Linked DNA regions of Homo sapiens: region 1 is linked to region 2. Evidence: chromatin loops called from intact Hi-C (ENCODE). Cell type or tissue: Panc1. All regions are shown on one strand. Each heading gives the region's core, and the rest is flanking DNA. Links, peaks and the distances in the headings are about the cores only. Region 1 has its middle 31 kb from the start of SHISAL2A. Region 2 has its middle 21 kb from the start of TUT4.

Region 1 (10,942 bases), core at 2,943-10,942, 92 kb after region 2:
GGCTGCTCTCCTAACTTTGGCGATGGCTTTTAGGCTTCGCCTTCGGAATGCAAGACAAGGACTGTGGAGACGCAGCTCAGCAGCCACCAAAAGCAGCTCTTGACATTTCAGACAGTGACATGACCTGCTGCTGGATTTGGCAACAGTGAAAGAGTCACTCTTAGATACCTGTGCCTGAGGCCAGCCAAAGGGTACATGATGGGGTGGCAAGACAGGGTGAGTCACCCACAGAAGTGTTCTAGGCTGGAAGTCAAGAGATTTTGGTTCTGGTCTTGCTTCATTTGTTGTTGTTGGTGGTGGTGGTGGTGGTGGTGTGTGTGTGTGTGTGTGTGCTCTTTTATTTCAGCATTTTTTTTTTGAGACAGTCTCATTCTGTCACCAGGCTGGAGTGCAGTGGAGATCATAGCTCACTGCAACCTCAAACTCCTGACACAAGCAATCCTTCTGCCTCAGCCTCCCAAGCAACTGTGACTACAGGTGCGTGCCACTGTGTCCAGCTAATTTTTAAATTTTTTTTTTATCGAGACGGGTGGTTGCTATGTTGCCTAGGCTAGCCTTGAACGTGTTGGGATTACAGGTGTGAGCCACTGCACCCAGCCTATTTTCAGCACTTAAAACCCAGCACCCTTGTCCATTTACTGCACACTTAGTGGTATCCATTCTATTCTAGGACCTGTGCAGGTTGCCACAAACAAGAGGAATCAGACAGTTCTCACCCTCAAGGGGCTCACATGGAGGACAAGGCAGGCACACAAATGGCCAGGAGGCCCAGTGGTGGCCCTTCATGGGGCTTTAGGGAGGAAGAAATGATGTCTGAGCTGAATCATCAAAGATGACTCAAAGTTTCCAGGTGAGACAGGAACAGAAAACATTATGGTCAGAATACAGCTTGTTCACAATAGTGAGAGCGAGCCAGTGTGGCCCAGGACCTGCAAGTTATTTGTTATAGAAAGAGCTTAGGGTACTTGTATATATGTGGTGGGGCTGGGTGATATTGGGATGTTTAGTCCCTGACGCTCTGTGCGACCCTTCACAGGACGAATTCCTTCTCTGTCCTTGGTATCCTCATCAGAAAAATCCAACTTTTCTCTGAACACTTTCAAGGGAGACTGGGAGGTTTCAGGAAAGAATCTGATAATGCCCTTGCCTTTAGGCTGCTAGCAGTCAGAAGGGGGAGATGCTGTGTGCATTCCAAACGCTAAAGTGGTCATCCGCGGCCTAAGGCAGTGGTTCTCAAACTCGAGGCTGCATCAGAATCAGCTGTGTGGAGGGCTTGTTAAAACACAGAATGCTGGCCTCCTACCCCAGTGTCTGACTCAGTAGGTCAGGAGTAAGTCCCCAGAATTTGCATTTCTAACAAATTCCAGGTGATGCTGATGATGCTGGTCTGAGACCACCCTTTGAGCACAACAGCCTCTGCAAGAACAAAAACAAGCTTTGAGGACTCCGAGCCAGAGAGATGTGGGGGAGACCGCACACTGAGCAAGGCCCTGAAGACCTGGTAGAATTTCCCCAACAGTTGGAGAAAGGGAATGTACATGCTGCTTTTGCTGACCTACACATCCTAGGCCTCATAAAGCCCCTCCCTGCCCCCCAACAGCTCCTCTCCTTTGAATTCAATCAAGGCTCAGAGCCGGCTGTCACTGGGGTTGGCTAGTCTGGGTCCTGCATTAGAAACAAACTGCCCACCCTGTGTGATAGGAGCCCCTCCCCCAGGGCAGCCGCAGTGGGAGGATGCTGGGTGGGCTGATACGCAGACAGAAATAGTCTGAGCTCACCGCTGTTCCCAAGCACACATCGACCGGCAATTATTTCTTGTAAATTGCTTTCCCGGTTATGTTCAGAACATGTGTGTGTGCCTGCCTGAGAACAAACACTCAGAGGGCACAGGGCGGAGGAGCTAGCTGGAGAGTGGGCTTCGGATGGAGGGGAGTGAATCTTCAGCCCAGAATTAGAGAATGTTGAATCTTGGAACTTGGAAACGTTAGAACATTCCACTCCCCTTTACAGCTATCCTGCTAGGTGTTTTTTTCTCAGACGTTCACATTTGTTTGTCCATTCAACATTGATTGACAATGATTTTCTGCCAGAATCTTGGCTAAATGAGGTCCCGATCCCTATCTTCAAGAAGCTCATTGCTACAGGCATTTACAAAAGATCCCTAATCTAGCCAAAGACTTTGGGAAGGCCTCCTGGAGTAAGCAATAACTGGATTAAGTTTAAAGGACCCACTGACAGGTGAAAGGAGGTTTCTGGTACAAGATGAGGAACAGCATTTAAGGCAGAAGGAACAGCATACATGAAGACCTATGGCTAAGAGAGACCATATGGTTCTTTCAGGTAACAATAAGTAGTTCAGTTTGGGTAGACACAAGGTGGGAATGGTGAAAGATGAAGCTGGAAGGGTAGACGAGCCAAGTCCTGAAGCCTTTGCCATATTAAGGGGCTTGGTCTTTATCCCGAGGGCAAAAGGGAGCCACAGGAAAGGGTTTCAAGCATGGAAAGGAACTCGACAACACCTTTTGTGAGCACTTGCTTCCTGTTCTCTGTAACATTGAAGTGAAATTTGCCATTCAGGATCTCTGCCTTTGGGGCCCTTTGGTTGCAGATCCTTCAGAAGTCTAAAGGACAGTGATGTCTCATGTATCCACAAGAAATGACTTGGGCCCTAGACATCTGTCCTCCGGTCAGGGGGAGGCCATTCTACTGCCTGACTGACTCATGACACTGCTCCTCCTGATCTGTGCCTGTTGGCTCAGGGGCCAGGGCACAAGACAGCCAAAGCCAGGCTGCAGGCCACAGCCCAGGAGAGCTCCATGCCTTGCTCGGTCCCAGAACCCTGGGTCCCACCTGGGAAGTCTCGTGTGTGGAACACTCACAGGGGTGTGAAGGGCTCCTTGCATACCTTCTCCATCCCTCACAGGATCAAGGCCACCCAGAGCAGATGACCCACTCTGAGAGAGTTGACTGAAGACACACTGTGGGCCCACCACTGTGACAAGCCCTTAGAATAGAATACGGCCGGGCATGGTGGCTCACAGCTATAATCCCAGCACTTTGGGAGGCCAAGGAGGGCGGATAACCTGAGGTCAGGAGTTCCAGACCAGCCTGGTCAACATGGTGAAACCCCGTCTCTACTAAAAATACAAAAAATTAGCCAGGCATGGTGGCAGGTGCCTGTAATCCCAGCTACTCGGGAGGCTGAGGCAGGAGAATCGCTTGAACCCAGGAGGAGGAGGTTGCGGTGATCTGAGATTGCGCCACTGCACTCCAGCCTGGGTGACAGAGCAAGACTCCGTCTCAAAAAAAAAAAAATAATAATAATCCTGCAACCCCGCCCTTCAGGCCTTACTTACTAGAGATGAAGAGTAGGTTTGACCCGTGAAACCCCTAGAGAACAGTCAGAGAGAGATCCCAAACAAATGCCAAGATGTGGGGTAAGGACCATTAGAGTTGCAAAGATTCTAAGGCAGGAGAAAAGAAACAGTCTGGAAGCCTTCATGGAGGAAGCAGGGGTTGAACTTAATCTTGATGGACCATGGCAATACTTGAAGGGTCTCATCCAGGTAGAGGAAGCATTCTATCCTGTCAACTTTCTATTTTATTTTATTTTATTTATTTATTTATTTATTGAGACAGAGTCTTGCTCTGTCACCCAGGCTGGAGTGCGATGTCTCAATCTCAGCTCACTGCAACCTCCACCTCCCGGGTTCAAGTGATTCTCCTGCCTCAGCCTTGTGAGTAGCTGGGATTACAGGCCCCTGCCAATATGCCCGGCTAATTTTTTTTTTTTTTTTTTAAATAAAGATGGGGTTTTACCGTGTTGGCCAGGCTGGTCTTGAACTCCAGACCTCAAGTGATCTGCCCACTTAGGCCTCCCAAAGTGCTGGGATTACAGGCGTGAGGTACCGCCCCCCCACCCTTTCTGTTTTAAAGAGAGTACCCCTTAGGGCTCCAAGGGCTCTGGACAAGTAGATCTCTCTAGCCCCACCTTCAGCCATAGTCCGCTAACCAACAGACTATCTTTTGTGTGCCAGGTCTTGTCCTGGGCTCTAGGAACAAAGAAATGAATCAGTCATAATTCCTGCCCTCAGGGAATTCTCAGGCTACTGGAGGAAGACTGCTAGGTTAAATAGACAGTTAAATACACTGTGGAAAGTGCCATGGTTTGTTTATTCAAGCACAGGGCAAAATCACTACTTGTCCAGCACAGAGGGCTGCTGTCGTGCAGCCAGCCTTATCTCCAAGGAGGCCTTTCTCCGGGAAGTAGGGAGCTTCATTGTGAAACCTTCATCTTCTAAACCTCCAGCTCCGGGTTCTCAAGCCCCGCCTTCTCTCCTGGCTGCTGTAGGTTACCATGGAAGCCGTAAGCCCCTCGCAGCTCCCTGCGGTTCCACACCCCTCCCTCTTCTCCATCTCTCTTAGCTCTTTGTCCTGTGGCTGCAGATGTCCTCCCGGGCTGATCAACTCCCGAACTTTCCCCAGGGTGAGAATTATTATCCCCATTTGAAATAGGGAAAAACTGAGACCCAGAGGCGTGAGGGATTTGCCCCAGACCCCTCGCAGCCCGTTACTGGCAGAATCCCAAGCACAGGTTCCCTCCAAGCACCTCCTCCGCCCTCCCCGCAACCACCCCTCTGTGTGGCGTTCATTATGCGCTCCTATCCACCAAAGCTTATGTTTGCTTTTTTTCTTCTTTCCGTATCTTTGGTAGTTTAACTTCTTATTCTAAGAAAATCAGAACATGTGGCCGGGCGCGGTGGCTCACGCCTGTAATCCCAGCACTTTGGGAGGCCAAGACGGGTGGATCACCTAAGGTCATGAGGTCGAGACCAGCCTGGCCAACATGGTGAAACCCCGTCTCTACTAAATATACAAAAATTAGCCGGGCGTGGTGGCGCATGCCTGTGATCCCAGCTACTCGGGAAGCTGACGCAGGAGAATCGCTTGAACCTGGGAGGTGGAGGTTGCAGTGAGCTGAGACTGCATCATTGCATTCCAGCCTGGGCAACAAGAGCGAAACTGCGTCTAAAAAAAAAGAAAAGAAAGAAAGAAAATCAGAACATGTGCTGACTAACCCTTGAAGTAACTTGAAGTTCAGTCTTTACATTAGTGACTTAAATCTATTCTTGGATATGTTGTTTAAGTCCTTTGTGAACTGAAAATAGTGCTGGATGATAAAACCTGCCAAAAAGCTATCGCAGAATGTACCAACCCTGATTATGCTGATGCAACAATGATAGTCATATTTTTGAGCATTGCAATATGCCAAAATGCATTCTGAAAAACCATACTTGACCGTGCAGAATTTACACAACAGAGAATTTGAACACATTATACCAAATAGAAGTGTTTATATAACTACAGAAGACAAAGGTATCGAAACCTTGGCATATGGAAAATAGAATTTGTCCTGCAAGACCAGCCCATTTTATTTATTTATTTTTTAATTTTAATTTTTATTCTTTTTTTTTTTTTGAGACATAATCTCGCTCTGTCGCCCAGGCTGGAGTGCAGTGGCGCGATCTCCGCTCGCTGCAAGCTCTGCCTCTCGGGTTCACGCCATTCTCCTGCCTCAGCCTCTCGAATAGCTGGGACTACAGGCGCCGGCCACCACGCCCAGCTAATTTTTTTTTTTTTTTGAAACCGAGTTTTGCTCTTGTTGCCCAGGCTGGAGTGCAGTGGCGCAATCTTGGCTCACCGCAACCTCCACCTCCCGGGTTCAAGCGATTCTCCTGCCTCAGCCTCCCGAGTAGCTGAGATTACAGGCGTGTGCCACCATGCCCGGCTAATTTTTTTGTATTTTTAGTAGAGACGGGGTTTCTCCATGTTGGTCAGGCTGGTCTCAAACTCCCGACCTCAGGTGATCTGCCCGCCTTGGCCTCCCAAAGTTGTTGGGATTGCAGGCGTGAGCCACCGCGCTCGGCCCTGATTTTTTGTATTTTTTAGGAGAGACGGGGTTTCACTGTGTTGGCCAGGATGGTCTCCATCTCCTGACCTCGTGATCCGCCTGCCTCGGCCTCCCAAAGTGCTGGGATTACAGGCATGAGCCGCTGCACCCCGGCTATTTTTATTCTAAGACAGGATCTTGCTCTGTGCCCAGTCTGGAGTGCAGTGGTGCAATCATGGCTCACTGCAGTCTTGACCTCCCTGGCATAAGTGATCCTCCTGCCTCAGCCTTCTGAGTAGTTGGGACTACAGGCGCACACCACCACGCCTAGCTAATTTTTGTATTTTTAGTAGAGACGAGGTTTTGCCAAGTTGCCCAGGCTGGTCTCGAACTCCCAGGCTCAAGCAATCCGCCAGCCAGCCCATTTTGATCTGCACAATACTTAAGCTGAAGGTATAATACCACCCACCCCTATGCGATGTCTGTACAGATGTGAAAGGACTTTGGAAGTTGTGATGTGCTCGACAGATGTTATTTATTGTTACTAAATGAAAGTTGGGGAAAGATCTCCTAGATTTCTTCCCAAGGGGCTCCAATTGTCAGACTGTTCAATTCTGAAATTTTCTATTGTTAACATATGTGGTGCTAAAGGTCTGTAATTGTGGAATCTTGAGCCTGATTCTAATCCTGTGAAACCAGAATCCTGTGAATCTGACATTCTGTAACTCTATCCAAGTGGGAGGTCAAGGTCTGAAGGCCAGGGCAGGGTGGGGACAGAGGTCAGCAGGAGGATCCCACTCCCCTAGGGAGGAGCAGTTGTCCCCGATGTCTTCTACCTGGGCTCACCCTTGGAGCTACAGCCTCATTATCATTCAGACTTATCATGAGCTCATCACCCTTCCTCCAACCAGCCCTCCCTGGGGCCTCATTGTATGCATTATCCATATTCATTACACATTTTTCTTCCATTAAGTCGAATTAAGCCACTTTGCCAACACTGCAGGAACCAAAATCTCCCTCAATAAGTATGGGCCCTATTGGGGCCCAGAGGAGGCCCTAAGTTAGGACAAATCTACCCATCCCCACCTCCCTCCCATCCTTCTTCTCAAGCACCATCCCCCCCCACTTCCCTGTACCCCAGATCACATGGAAGCTGCAGAAGCACTCCTTTCTGCAAGTTCTGGTACATGGTGTTCCCTCCCTGATGGCCTCACAGGCAGCTGCTGACTCACCCCAGGTTGCTAATGCATCAGGTAGCCATGTATTCCGATGGAGCTGCTTCATAAAATGTAGCAGCGTGTGCATGTGTGAGCTCACATGTGTGAACATGACCAGAGCACCGGCCCTGGGCTGTGGACTTGAGACCTGGATTCTAGGCCACCACTATTTACAGGGTTACCTTGAGCTAATGCCTTCCTCTCTGTCTCAAGAGAATATCCCAGCCCTTCTGGCCTCACTAGGTTGTTTGGATACTTACGAAGAAATGTGTTAATAATACATTGTTCTACAATGTGTTATGAAGTAAAGTGATATCTAAATGCAGTGTACCGGCTGGGAGCGGTGGCTCACGCCTGTAATCCTAACACTTTGGACGACTGAGACGGGGGGATCACTTGAGGTCCGGAGTTCAAGACCAGCCTGGACAACATGATGAAACCGTGCCTCTACTAAAAGTACAAAAATTAGCTGGGCGTGGTGGCAGGCGCCTGTAGTCCCAGCTACTTGGGAGGCTGAGGCAGGAGAATCACTTGAACCCAGGAGGCGGAGGTTGCAGTGAGCCAAGATTGCGCCGCTGCACTCCAGCCTGGGCAACAGAGTGAGATTCTGTCTCAAATTAATTAATTAATTAATTAAATGCAGTGTACCACCAAGATGTCCATGTCCAGCCCCATAGCACCACCTGCTGTGTGACCTTAGGCAGATCATTTTACTTCTCTGAACTTTTGTTTCTGTGCACACGCGCGTGTGTGTGTGTGTGTGTCTATAGTTTTTTGAGTGCTTACTATATGCTGAGCATTGTGTCTGGCATGTTATGGGGTTTACGCTGTACCAGTCAAGATTCTCAGTTGTAAACAAATTCTCAGAGGTAGTTGCCAGAAACTACCTCTGGCAAAATTAAGCAAAAAGGGTCTTTACTGGAAAGCTATTGGATGTCTCACTGAAATGACAGGGAGACCACAAAGCTAGATGAGAATCAAGGGCAGCTGGGCACGGCCAAAGTCCTGCCATGGGAACTATGTGTTTAGGACAGACTCTGCCTCTAGCCACACAGATACTTGCTGATCACCACTGCACTGCTAGGCTCTTGCCCCATTGCAGCCACCTGAAGTAATCTCTGTCCTTGCCCCTCTGCTAACTGCCACCAGACTCAGCCCATGTAGGGCATTGACTTGGCCAATCACAAGCCCACAAGGGTCAGGAGGAGTTGCTGCCTCCTTCAGCTCCCACATAGCTTGGAATTCCTCCAGATAGGGAGTGTTTGGATGCTGGGTGGCCCAGAGCAATCAATGTCCACTATAGGCTTCACCAATTCTGAGTTTGGTAATATTACATTTTACAGGTGAAGAGACTGAGGCTCTGAAAGGTTTATATACTGGTTACCCAGCTAGTATGGGTACACGAACACCTACCTTGCAGGAATGGAAGAAGTAAATGGGCGTAGTTAGTCAGCACGAGTTCATTCCTCTTTTCCCCTCAGTAATAGCTCTTGCTGGGAATGTTTGCTCCGCCATGGGGAAGTCTTTCAAAGATTTGTTCACATTCTCTATGACCCTGCAGGTGGTTCCTAACTTCCTGGCAACAACCACAATTGTAATTCGTTCAAAGAGATTGACTGCTGTGGAGACAGATCATCACCATCACCATCACCATCACCATCACCACCACCACCATCATCATCATTGTCATCGTCATCATTATGTTGCTTTTAGCTCACTGGAGCCTCACAGAACCCTGTGAGGTAGGTATTACCTCAGTTTACCAAATGAGAAAACTGGGGCTCGGAGGGGGTTTCATGGCTGTCCCAGACTTACAAAGCAAGTCAGAACCAGAATCATATCTAAATCTTCTGTCTGCAGAATCCACTCTATCACGTGGCCTCTATTTCAAAGAAGCAGGCCAAAAACAGGACATACAGCATTTGACATAGACATGGACCATCAAGGCAGGGAGATCCTAGCCCCTTTGCATCCTTTCTGCTTTTTCACTGGTAGGAAAGTTGAGTTCTAGAGAGAAATGCCCTGCCCAACCTCACACAGTGCCATTGGTGAAGCCTCCATGGTTTGAATATAGTTCTCTTGCCACCCAGTTTAGTAAGCATTCCCCACACCATTATGGAGCTCATTTCAAAGTTGAAGTAACTGAGATGGTCACCCCGGGAGTAAATGGCCCACCCAGCTGTTGGGATGAGTACATAGCTAATGTGTGGGCCCAGAAGAAAGGCCATGGCAGCAGGGTGGCTGGGAGGTAGCAGGCTTTGCACGTCCAGAAAATTCTGTTCTCTCAAAATCAGGAAATGTCTCCACACTTTAAGATGCAGTTATCCTCTCCTGGTTGGAATTGATTGCAACATACTTCAATTTGTGGGTTATTGGAATAGCTGGGGAAAGTCTGAAGGTAATTAGACCTGGATAGACCAAACATGTGTGGCCCAAAGAACTGAACAGTCTGTGATTAGCACCTTGATCTGAGGCCCACAGGTAGGTACTGGGAAATTTCCGTGCACTTTGGCTTTTGAGGCAGCCTTCCCATTTGAAAATGCCCCCCACCCCTCCCTGACTCCTTCCAGCGTCAGCTTAGAGAGTATTCCTCTAGGAAATTGTTTTTGACTCCCAAGCTGAGTTGGGATCTCCTCTGGTCTCCCACAGCTTCTCTGTGTCATAGCCCCGACCACACTGGATTGTCATTTTCTATGTGTCCATCTCGCCATTATGGACTGTTAATTCCAGGGCATGGACAGATCTTCCTCAGAGGAGGCCTCAGCAAGTGTCAGCCACACGAATGAGTGTATGGAGCAAAGGAGGAGTGAACGTCTAGGAGACCAGCCGTTACCCCAACTCCTCCCCATCCGCTCCTACTCTGGACTCCAATCTATGCCCTACCCCAGCTCTTGGATTTGGCCTTTGGATCAGGTTCTTCTGGTAATGAAGCCTCACCTTTCCCCCAACTAACTCTGATCTGGCCTACCCTGCTCCTGACTAACCTCAAGGATCCTGAGTCTCCTTCAGCCTAACAGCTCCAGAAGCTGAACTCCAGCCCTAAGAGCCCCAGCTGCAGACAGGCCTCTGGCCAAGAGCTTAGTCAGGCTACCCTGACTAAGCCACAGGGTTGGCATGCCCTCTGGGCAGCCCCTGAACCGGGCTCTGAAAACACAGGAATGGACAAGGTAATCTACCCGAGTCCTGAGCCTGCAAGGTAGTTGAGACAGATCTTGAAGGAGAGTGGGCACAGTCAGAAAGGAAAAAGTGGCTCAGTGTAAAATAAAACTGACACAAGCCCATGTACCAGCAGCCAATTGGATCTTTTTTTTTTTTTTTTTTTTGAGATGGGGCTTCTCTTATTGCCCAGGCTGGTCTTGAACTTCTGAGCTCAAGCGATCCTCCCACCTTGGCCTACCAAAGTGCTGGGATTACAGGCGTGAACCACCAATTGGATCTTTACTGGACCCCTACAGGGCACTGAGCTAGGGAATGTTGGAGATTCAGAGGCTGAATCAGATAGCAGCCCAACCCTGAGATACAACTGAGCTACAGGCAAGAGGATACTACCGGGCGCAGTGGCTCACACCTGTAATCCCAGCACTTTGGGAGGCCGAGGCGGGTGGATCATGTGAGGCCAGGAGTTCGAGAATACCCTGGCCAACATGGTGAAACCCCATCTCTATTAAAAATACAAAAATTAGCTGGGGTTGGTGGCACATGCCTGTAAACCTAGCTACTTGAGAGGCTGAGACACGAGAATCACTTGAACCTGGGAGGTGGAGGTTGCAGTGAGCTGTGATCACGCCACTGCACCCCAGCCTGGGTGACAGAGCGAGACTCTGTCTCAAAAAAA
Region 2 (11,052 bases), core at 1,147-9,146:
TATTTATCCTCATCATACACTCCACGAAAGGATCACTTATATTATGCCCATATTTTCCTCATTCTATCCAAATCAGGATACATAAGAGCAGAAGTCTAAGCCTACTTATAATTACAATAAGATAGGATATTTGAAATCTGGGCTGTCCTCGGAAATCTGGGACATAATGTTGCTATAAATGCCACCTATCCAGAATCCAGCTCTCAAGCAGTTTCATAAGCAAGCACTCTGAACATCCTCAGCATTGTCAGGAAGTTTGTATATTACACTCAGACTAAAAAAGGATTTCCTCTCATTTTGTCCATTCTGGGAATCAGAATTTTGACTGCACATCAGGTGGGGTCTGGCCATCCAGGTTGCTATCTAGAAATCACCACATAGGGGGATTCTTCACAAAAAGTTTTTGTGAGCTTTTTATGAAAAATCTTTCACTGAGGCCAGGCGCAGTGGCTCACACCTGTAATCCCAGCACTTTGGGAGGCCAAGGGGCGCAGATCATCTGAGGTCAAGAGTTCAAGACCAGCCTGGACAACATGGTGAAACCCCATCTCTACTAAAAATAGAAAAATTACACGGGTGTGGTGGCAGGCACCTGTAATCCCAGCTACTTGGGAGGCTGAGGCAGGAGAATCGCTTGAACCCAGGAGGCAGAGGTTGCAGTGAGCTGAGATCGCGCCATGGCACTCCAGCCTGGGTGACAGAGTGAGACTACATCTCAAAAAAAAAAAAAAGAAAATCTTTCACTGAGAAAGGTTGAACCCAAGTCTGAAATGAAAGCATACAGTTTACTACCCATTGATTGATTTATGCAGAAATCTGTATAAAGATCTCCAAAGGTGGCTTAGTAGGTTCTGTTTTAAACTTTCAGTTCCTCCTCCCTAGAAAGTTAGGGAAACCTCTTAACCAATACGAGTTCCTCTGATCTGAGCTGAACTTTCCTTCTTCCACTATCCAAATTCTGCTGATTCTTTTCTGTCCAGGATATTCATCTAAGTCACCATGGTTGTATATGCTCAAGGTTCACTTTAAGTACAGTCTTAATCTTGTTTCTGAGGAAGTTTGCTTTCTCCAGTAGGTCTGCAAAACTTCCGCTTCTTATTTCCTATTGCCCCTGAAATGACATTTCTCCTTGTGAATTAATATGGGCCTGCCTACCTCTAGGTAATCCTGTTTTTGTCATGTATCTGTATTGCATTTTCTGTCCACTTTTGTCCTCTCTTACAGTGAAGGGAGCATTTTAAACTTTTTTGTTTCCATAGAACAGTAACTTGCTGGTTGGAAGACCCGAGTTTAACATGGACCCTCGGAGAAACATGACCCCCGGAGAAACATGGAGAGCCTGAGACATCCTGTGTAATTCAATAAATATCCACCCACTCCCACCCCCACCTTTGCTGGCTACAGCAGCTGGGGAAGTCAGAGGGAAGGAGGTTTTTTATGTTTTGTTTTGTTTTGTTTTGTTTTGGAGACGGAGTTTTACTCTTGTCGCCCAGGCTGGAGTGCAATGGCATGATCTCAGCTCACTGCAACCTCAGCCTCCTGGGTTCAAGCAATTCTCCTGTTTCAGCCTCCTGAGTATCTGGGATTACAGGCACACACCAAATCGCCTGGCTAATTTTTTGCATTTTTAATAGAAACAGAGTTCCACCATGTTAGCCAGGCTGGTCTCGAACTCCTGACCTCAGGTGATCTGCCCGCCTCGGCCTCCCAAAGTGCTGGGATTACAGGCGTGAGCCACCGCGCCTGGCCGGAAGGAGTTATTTTTGAGCATTTTATGCTGCTCAGTCTTGTGCAGACCGCACATACTGTAGAGTTCATGCACTTTTCTCCCAGTAGTGACTTTCAGCTCTTGCTTTACATGTAGTTCCAACAAGCTTGGATATTTAGTTTCCATGTCTATAGCAGATCAAAATTAACAATTAATGGGTGGGGGTTGGGAGGCCAGAATAAGATAGTTAAAAGCACAGATTCTGGAGTCAAACTGAGTCTTTGAATCCTGTGCTGCTGCTTCCTAACTGTATGACTTTGAAGTATTTAACCTTTTAGCTTCAATTTCCTCATCTGTAAAATGGGAATAATAATAATAGCTATTTTGCACAGTTGGTCATAAAGATTAAATAAGTTAATATATATGAGGTGCCTGCATTTGTAAGTACTCTGTGAGTATAGAGAGGGCGCATTGGTAACAGTACTGATGAGATGTAGCAAAGAAGCAAACCAACCAAAAAAAGCGGAGAAAACAGAGCAATCTAGGATCCAACTGTGTAAGACAGAGGTTCCCAAACTTTCTCAGCTCAAAGGCACCTTTAGTGTCTCAGTAATTTTTTCATGGTGACTTCTCCATGCCCACTCCTCCTACAAAAAAACCAAAGTAATAATTCTCTTTATTAAGTAGTTAAGTCCAAACAACTTAATCAGTATTTACATCCTAATAATTTACTAACCATTTGAAATAATAATTACATAAGTTTTTATTCATTTCTTTCTTTTTTTTTTTTTTTTGAGATGGAGTCTTGCCCTGTCACCCAGACTGGGGTGCAGTGGCACCATCTCAGCTCACTGCAACCTCCGCCTCCGGGTTCAAGTGATTCTCTTGCCTCAGCCTCCTGAGTAGCTGGGATTACAGGCGTGTGCCACCACACCCAGCTAATTTTTGCATTTTTAGTAGAGATGGGGTTTTGTCATTTGGCCAGGCCGGTGTCGAACTCCTGACCTCAGGTGATCCACCCGCCTCGGCCTCCCAAAGTGCTGGGATTACAGCCACCATGCCCAGCATTTTTTTTTTTTTTTTTTTGAGATGGAGTCTTGCCCTGTCACCCAGGCTGTAGCGCAGTGGTGTAGTCTCGGCTCACTGCAACCTCCGCCTTTTTGTAGAGATGGAGTTTGCCATGTTGGCCAGGCTGGTCTCAAACTCCTGACCTCAAGTGATCTACCCACCTCGACCTCCCAAAGTGAGGCACTACACACTACAGGGTCTGAAAGCAGGGAACATAAGTCCGATTCATTCTGACTTCCTAGAACTAAGTCAAAGGGAAAACTCCAACTTACCACACCCAAGTAACAAAAGGACCAGAGGCTACTCCCTTTGCATCCCCCACTTTTCTGCCTGGCAGATGAAAAACTGAAAGTACCTGTGATTTGTCCTCTTCTGCAACCAATCAGGCTGGTCTCAGGCCAAGTTTTCATTTGCATAGGAGTATAAGTTTGTAACTTCACTTCAGCCTCTGATTGGTCACCTTCTGCAACCAATCAGATGTTTGCATGGGTTTAACTTTGTAACTTCACTTCCATCTCTGATTGGTTGCAGAAAGCAACCAATCAGATTGGTTTAACTTTGTAACGTCACTTCAGCCTCTGATTGGTTGCCTTCTGCAACCAATCAGATTAATCACAGGCCACTTCTTCATTTACATAGGGTGTACCTCAAGTAACCAATGGGAAGCCTCTAGAGGGTATTTAAATCCCAGAAAATTGGGTAACCAGTTTCCTGAACCCATATGCTTGGCCTGCTCCCACACTATGGAGTGTACTTTCGTTTTCAGTAAATCTCTGCTTTTCTTGCTTCATTCTTTCCTTGCTTTATTTGTGTGTTTTGTCCAATTTTTTCAAGAAGCCAAGAATCTGGGCACCTTCCACTGGTAACAGAATTGCTGGGATTACAGGCATGAGCCACTGTGCCCAGCCAGTTTTTATTCTTAAATATTCATAATTATGTGCTAAGGGATGTATGTGCCTGTTTAGCAATTCCCTTCTCAAACTTTGGGATCTCATCGTATGCTGCTACAGTCATTTATTGTTCCACAGTGATTTTCACTTGGTACTTGCTTTTTATTACAGCAACCTCTGAAAACTCAGCTTCAAAAAGACATGACATCATCCAGAGACATGTTTAAACCTTGAACTCAAGCTTGTGTGGTATCAGACATATATTGAATCTCCCTCTCCCCTCTCCCCTCTCCCTTCTCCCCTCTCCCTTCTCCCTCTCTCTTTAACATGGAGTCTCGCTGTCTCACCCAGGCTGGAGTGCAGTGGCGCGATTACAGCTCACTACAACCTCTACCTTCTAGGTTCAAACCATTCTCATGCCTTGGCCTCCCAAGTAGCTGGAGTTACAGGTGTGCGCCAACATGCCCAACTGATTTTTGTAGAGACGGGATTTTGCCTTGTTGTCTAGGCTGGTCTGGAACTCCTAGCCTCAAGTGATGCACCCTCCTGGGTCTCCCAAAGTGCTGGGATTACAGGCATGAGGCACTGCGCCCAGCTTGTATTTCTCCTAAAATGTCAAAATATCCTCTAGAGCCCTCAGTTAGCTAGGGCACCCCAGGGCTCCTCAAAAGACAATTTGGGAAACACACGTATAAAAGGGAAATCCCCTAACAAACCCTCAGGATATTAACACAGAACATCACAGAATCACAAATAGTGGTCATGATACTAACTTTCTCACCTGCATTAACCAGCCCCAGTTCCAGGCTGTCTTGGGGGAAGTAAAATGATAGGAGAAAATGGCCCTATTTGATGCTAAAATATTTGCAGAGAGCAGGCCTAAAAAGGACACCCCACAGGAGAAAAGTTCACGGGAAGAAAAGCAGAAGCCCTAGGCTGAACAGAAAGGAGAAAAAGGCGGCTGACCCTGCTCCTGAGGAGATGGATGAATGTGAGCAGGCACTGGCTGCTGAGCATCGGATAGCCAAGACCCCTTTGCTCACTTGCCCGAGTACCTTTGTGATGGATGAATTTAAGCACAAGTACTCCTATAAGGACACAATGTGGTGCTGCCGTATTTTCGGGAGCACTCTGATAAGGATGGTTGGTCTGAGTATTGCTTTCCTGAGAAGCTCACCCAGACCTTCTGGAGTTGCAATCTCATCGCTGGAATGTTCCAGCAGTTGAACAAACTGAGAAAGAATGCCTTTGCCAGTGCCATCCTCTTTGGAAGCAACAATATCAGCTCCATTTCTGGAGCCTGGGTCTTCACAGGCCTTGACACTGAGTCCAGATTGGCAGGTGGTCTTCGAGTCATACACGTGGCAGAAACTGGATCCTGGCAGCAAGGAGACCCAGACACTGGTTTGTGAGTACTGTTCCTGGAAAAGGGCCTTCCAGCATGTGGGCTAACTTCAGTCAGGGCAAGATCTTCAAGTAAACAGCTCTTGCCATTGCCTTGCTTCCTGTACCTGTTCTTTAAGGAGATGGGGATCATTAAAAGAAACTGAATATTGAAAAAAAAAAAGTTTAATTTAAGGTCAGTTTTTTCCATTTATGACGACTGAGAAATACCAAGTGCCTACTTAACAAGATTGCCATCCAACATTATTAAAATTTAAAATAAAAATATTGGGCCGGGAGTGGTGGCTCACACCTGTAATCCCAGCACTTTGGAAGGCCAAGGAGGAAGGATTGCTTGAGGCCAGGAGTTCAACACAAGCCTAGGCAGCAAAACAAGATTCTGTCTCTACAAAAAAATATTAAAAATTAGCTGGGCATGGTGATGCATGCCTATAGTCGTAGCTACTCGGGAGGATGAGATAGGAGGCTCGCTTGAGCCCAGGAGTTTGAGGCTGCAGTGAGCTATGACTGCGCCACTGCACTCCAGCCTGGGAAATAGCGTAAGACCCTCACTCTAAAAAATAAAGGAATAAATAAAAGTATTGTACTTTTAGCTACACTAAAAACTTCACAAGGTCATTGTCAGGCCCCATCCTTTCCTCAAAGAACACAGACCTTAGAGTCACATAGATTTGGATTCAAATTTAGACCCACTGCTTTCCACGATCTTGAGCAAGTCTCTCAATCTTTCAGATCACCTTCTCATAAAAAATGTAGACCATAATTCTCACCTCTTAAGTTCTTATGGAAAGTGAAAGAACATATAAAAAGTGCCTAGCACAGACCCTGGCACATAACAGGTGCTCAAGACCCCCTTGCCATTTCCTAAACATGCCTTAGACTTGCATCCTACTAAACCTTTGCAACATGGTGCTTCCTTGGCCTGATAAACCATACTGCTTTTGTCTGCTGCCAAACTCTGTTCATTCTGCGTCACCCAACTTAAATACATTCTTCTCTCTGAAGCTTCCCTTGGCTTCTTTGGAGAGAATGAGTCACTCTGTCTTGTTCAGTTCTGCAGGATTTACCACTATCGCCTCACTTGATCACATTGTGTTGTAATTGCTTATTTATGAATCTTCTCCCTCACCAGATTTTATGGTCCTCCTCCATGGCTGAAGCCACATATTTTCACAGCACCTAGCATGGTACTTGGCCCTCAATAAATGTTTCAATGAATGGAGGAATAATAATAGCAAACAGTCAGTGCTTAATTCTAGGCATTATTCCAAGTGCTTTACAAATATTATTAACTTGTTTAATCTTCATGACAATTCTATGAATTATTATCATTTCTCTCTTACAGATGAGGAAAATGGCACATAGAAAAGTTATGTAATTTGTCTAAGGTCACTCAGCTATTAACTGTCAAAGCCAGGATTCAAACCCAAGCAGTTGGTGTGAGTCCAGACTTTTAGCCAACACACTACAATGCCTCCCAGTGAACAAAGGAATGAACAATCACAAACAAATTTGCTTTTCCCAAATGTCTTTCTTTCTCAGGTTTTGGAATGGCTCATCCATTCATTTAACAAACACTTTACATAGAGTTTTCTATGTGTATAATTATCACACTAAACACCAATCTCTGTTTTCCTCACCCCGGCCACACCCCACTTCACACAATCTTCACTGCTTGCCCCTAACCTCGACTGCTCTGTGAATTTCTTTGTTTTGTTTTGCTGGAGACAGGGTCTCACCCTGTCACTCAGGTTGGAGAGTAGTGGCATGATCATAGTTCACTGTAGCCTGGAACTCCTGGGCTCAAATGAGCCTCCTGCCTCAGCCTCCAGCCTCCAGCCTGAGTACGTAGGACTTCAGGTGCCCATCATCACACCTGGCTAATTTTTAATATGTTTTTGGAGAGATAAAATCTAGCTATGTTGCCCAGGCTGGTCTCAAACTCCTGGACTCAAGCAATCCTCCCACTTCAGCCTCCCAAAGTGTTGGGATTATAGGCATGAGCCACCGTGCCCAGTCCTCTTTCAGTTTCTGGAATGTGTTGTGCTCTCTCCCACCTCTGACCCATGACTGCCACATTGACTAACTAACTTGTACTTTTTCTTCAATTCTCAGCTTAAATTGCTTCCTTCTGAAAGACTTCCATTTGCCCCCTAAAGAAAGTTAGGTACACCTGCTCTGGGCTTCCCATGGCACTTGACACTTTCCTCATCATAACATTTTTCATACATACTCTTCTTGCCCATTTGCTTGTCAACCTTCTGCACTAGACTATAAGCTCTACAAGAGCAAGAACTGAGTCTATCCAGGTCGTCACTGAATCTGCAGCACCTAGCCTGATGTCTGGCATATAGTAGGTACCTGACACATATTTATCGAATGACAGATTGAAGCATGAGCAAGACAAAATCTCTATGCTTAAGTCTAGTGGGAGGCCAGGCACTATTCATTCCTATAATCCCAGTGCTTTGGGAGGCCCAGGCAAGAGGATCACTTGAGGCCAAAGGTTCAAGACCAGCCTGGGCAACATAGCAAGACCCCATCTCTACAAAAATAAATAAATTAGCTGGCATGGTGGTGTGTGGTTGTAGTCTTAGCTATTCAGGGGGCTGAGGTGGGAGGATCTCTTGAGCCCATGAGTAATTACAGTAAGCTATGATTGTGCCCCTGCACCCCAGTCTGGGCAATAGAGCAAGACCCTTTTTCTTAAAAAATAAAAAAATACAGAACTCTATTGGGGGAAATAAAAGCCTAGAGGGGATACAGGAAAATAAACACTTGTAGTATATTGTGATAAGTGCTATAATAGAGATCCCAGGGTCCTTCAGGGACATAGAGGGAAAGATTTCTAACTCTACTTGAGGTAAAGTGGAAGGGGGAAAGCTCACCAGAGTCTTAAAGGATAAGTGAGAGTTGAAAAGAAAGAAGTAGTATTAGCCAGGCGCAGTGGCTTATGCCTATAATCCCAACACTTTGGGAGGCCGAGGTGGACGGATCACTGAAGTCAGGAGTTCGAGACCAGCCTGGCCAACGTGGTAAAATCCCATCTCTATGAAAAATACAAAAATTAGCCGGGCGTGGTGGCACATGCCTGTAGTCCCAGCTACTCAGGAGGCTGAGGCACGAGAATTGCTTGAAGCTGGGAGGCAGAGGTTGTAGTGAGCCGAGATCACACCACTACACTCCAACCTGGACCACAGAGTGAGACTCCATCTCAAAAAAAAAAAAAAAAAGAAAAAGAAAGATGTAGTATAGAGGCAAAAAGCAAGAGCAAGAACTGTAATAGAAATTGCTTTTTAGCCTAAATGGCTAAATCATTTTTCTGTGTGTCTAAAAGTAACATTAATCTAAACTTAGTCTTACAATTGGCTTGTTTAGTAAGAATTTGGAAGCAATGTGAAATAACTTAAAAGGCAATTGATGGAATAATGTTATTTCTTAATTATCACTCCTATAAATTCCCATGAAAATCAGTTCTTTATTATCATATTTATCATGCTGCACTACCATTGTCAAAATGTGTCTATCCTACCTGATTGTGAGCTATTTAAGGCCTTGGATTAAAGAGCATTAAGATCTGATTCGATTCTATGTATTCCTCATACTGAGAACAAAGCCAGGCCCAGAGGATCTGTGAATACTCCAGCATGACCACAAAGTCCTAAATGAACTGACCTCCAACAAGCTCTGTTTCTTCTTGCGTCCCATACTCTGTGCTTCAGTCAATATTAAACACCCTTCAGTTCCCTGGACAAAATTTGGCTGCTTAAAGCCTCTAGGCCTTCACACATGCCGACTTCCATTGTCTTCCCACCCATTTCCCAGCGCTTATCTAACTAACTTCTACTCAGCTTTCAGCTTAAACATTACTTCTGAAGGAAGCTTTCTTTGACCTGAAGACACAATTAGACCTTCCTATTATATGGCCTTTAATGCCTTATATTTTTCTTTGGTGTCATTTATCATACTTGTAAATACTTACTCATTCTCTGTCCTTTAGATAGTAAGTTTCATAATTCAGCACTTGGACTAGAGCATATAAGACAGATGCTCAATAAAAATTATTTTGAATAAGTTACTGAAAAAATGAATAAAGTGCTACTATGTGTTTTTAAGTATGATTTTAGTGGCTCGGTTTTCAGCAATCTCTGTGTGGTATCGTGGTAGATTGGAATTAATTAAAATCATTAAATCAAACTAGGGCCAGGTGCAGTGGCTTATGCCTGTAATCCCAGCCCTTTGGGAGGCCAAGGTGGGCAGATCACTTGAGGTCAGGAGTTTGACACCAGCCTGGCCAACATGGTGAAACCCCATCTCTACTAAAAATACAAAAAAAAAAAAAAAAAATTAGCTGGGCATAGTGGTACACACCTGTAGTCTCAGCTGAACCTGGGAGGCGAAGGTTGCAGTGAGCCAAGATCATGCTACTGCACTCTAGCCTGGATGACGGAGTGAGACTGTCTCAAAAAAAAAAAAAAAAATAGACTAATCAAATCAGTGAATCACCATGTAGTGATTTAGTACTAGAAGCACTTCCCATCCACCATTAAGAATCAAGGTTGTGGTCGGGTGTGGTGGCTCACACCTGGAATCCCAGCACTTTGGGAGACCAAGGTGGAGGATAGCTTGAGCCCAGGAGTTTGAGATCAGCCTGGGCAACATAGCAGGACCCTGTCTCCATTAAAAAAAAAAAAAAAAAAAAAAAAAAAAAAAAATCAGGGTTGTTGCTCTGCAGAGCAAGTAGTTGAGGCAACAATGCCTTATCCAGGAAGATTTAGGTGGCCCTCTGTTCATACCACTTTCTTCCCTCTACTCTTTTTTTTTTTTTTTTGGCGGGGGGGACGAAGTCTCGTTCTGCTGCCCAGGCTGGAGAGCAGTGGACGATCTCGCCTCACTGCAACCTCTGTCTCCTGGGTTCAAGCGATTCTCCTGCCTCACCTCCCGAGTAGCTGAGATTACAGGCGCCTGCCACCACGCCCGGCTATTTTGCATTTTTAGTAGAGACGAGGTTTTGCCATGTTGGCCAGGCTGGTCTCAAACTCCTGACCTCAGGTGATCCTCCTGCCTCCCAAAATGCTGGGATTACAGGTGTGAGCCACAGCACCCTGCCTTCCCTCTGTTCTTTCTGGTGATCCTCTCCTTGCTATCAAAATTCCTTCCTAGGCTTACATTTGTTTTTTAGAGATGAGGTTTCACTATGTTGTCCGAGCTGGACTCAATCTCCTGGGCTCAAGCTATGCTCCCACCTCAGCCTCCTGAGTAGCTGGGATTACAGGCATGAGCCACCACACTTGGCTCTACTTTACTTATACCAGCTTTCAACTCATCTCTAGCTCCAGGTCCTCTTCCTGGATCTTCAAAGGCTTGCCCCATCCAGCCAGCAGCAGGAGCCACCTTTTCTCCACAGCCTTGCCGGGGCAGCAGAATATTATTGCTTCTGGCCCCAGACTATCTTACCCAACACCTCTTCAGATCCTACCAACCTTCCTTACTAGTGAGCTCTGGCATAAGGCAAGAGTTGGGTGTGTGGAGGAGCCAAAGAAAGAACAGTTCCTACCCTCAAGCAGCTCCCAGTCTGTTGAAGACACAAAGGGCATTTCCTCTTTCATAAAGAAGTTTAGAAAAGTCATCATCCTTGAGTCTTCCTTTTCACTTACCACACATCCAATCCCTCTCCAATTCTTGTTCTATTTCTTTTTAGCACTTGTATCTGTCCCTTTCTGTCTATGCCCACCACCACTGTCCTGAGTTAGACCTCATAAACTTTATTCTGGACTATTGCAACAGCCTCCCTAAATTATCTCCTTGTTTCTATTTTCAAATGCCATTCAATCCATTCTCCACAGTAACCAGAGTGATTTTCTCAAAACACGACTCTGACCACATCCCTCCTCTGCTGAAAACCTCTGATAGCATCTGTTACTCTTAGAACAAAGTGCAGGCATTCAAGGTCCTTTACAATCTGCTGACCAACTCACCTTT

What was found. Peaks named below come from ENCODE experiments on the same cell type or tissue, not always from the same donor. Only the 100,000 strongest peaks of a DNase experiment are listed, where the experiment ranks them.
Region 1: a loop joins it to region 2, with 2.0 times the contacts of the local background. A loop is called at or near these places in 2 of 110 quality-filtered maps.

Annotation. Positions count from the first base shown.
Region 1 is chr1:52,658,731-52,669,672 of GRCh38, forward strand. It overlaps a transcript of SHISAL2A not described here. Among named protein-coding and RNA genes, the nearest start is that of SHISAL2A, 31 kb to the left of the region's middle. RefSeq lists silencers at 4,227-4,521, 7,607-7,901. In Panc1, for the core only: no CTCF peak of the experiment used is centred there; no DNase peak of the experiment used is centred there; H3K4me3 peaks cover 697 bases; H3K27ac peaks cover 735 bases.
Region 2 is chr1:52,568,676-52,579,727 of GRCh38, forward strand. It overlaps the pseudogene EEF1GP7. Among named protein-coding and RNA genes, the nearest start is that of TUT4, 21 kb to the left of the region's middle. RefSeq lists an enhancer at 2,622-3,122. In Panc1, for the core only: no CTCF peak of the experiment used is centred there; a DNase peak (open chromatin) is centred at 6,089.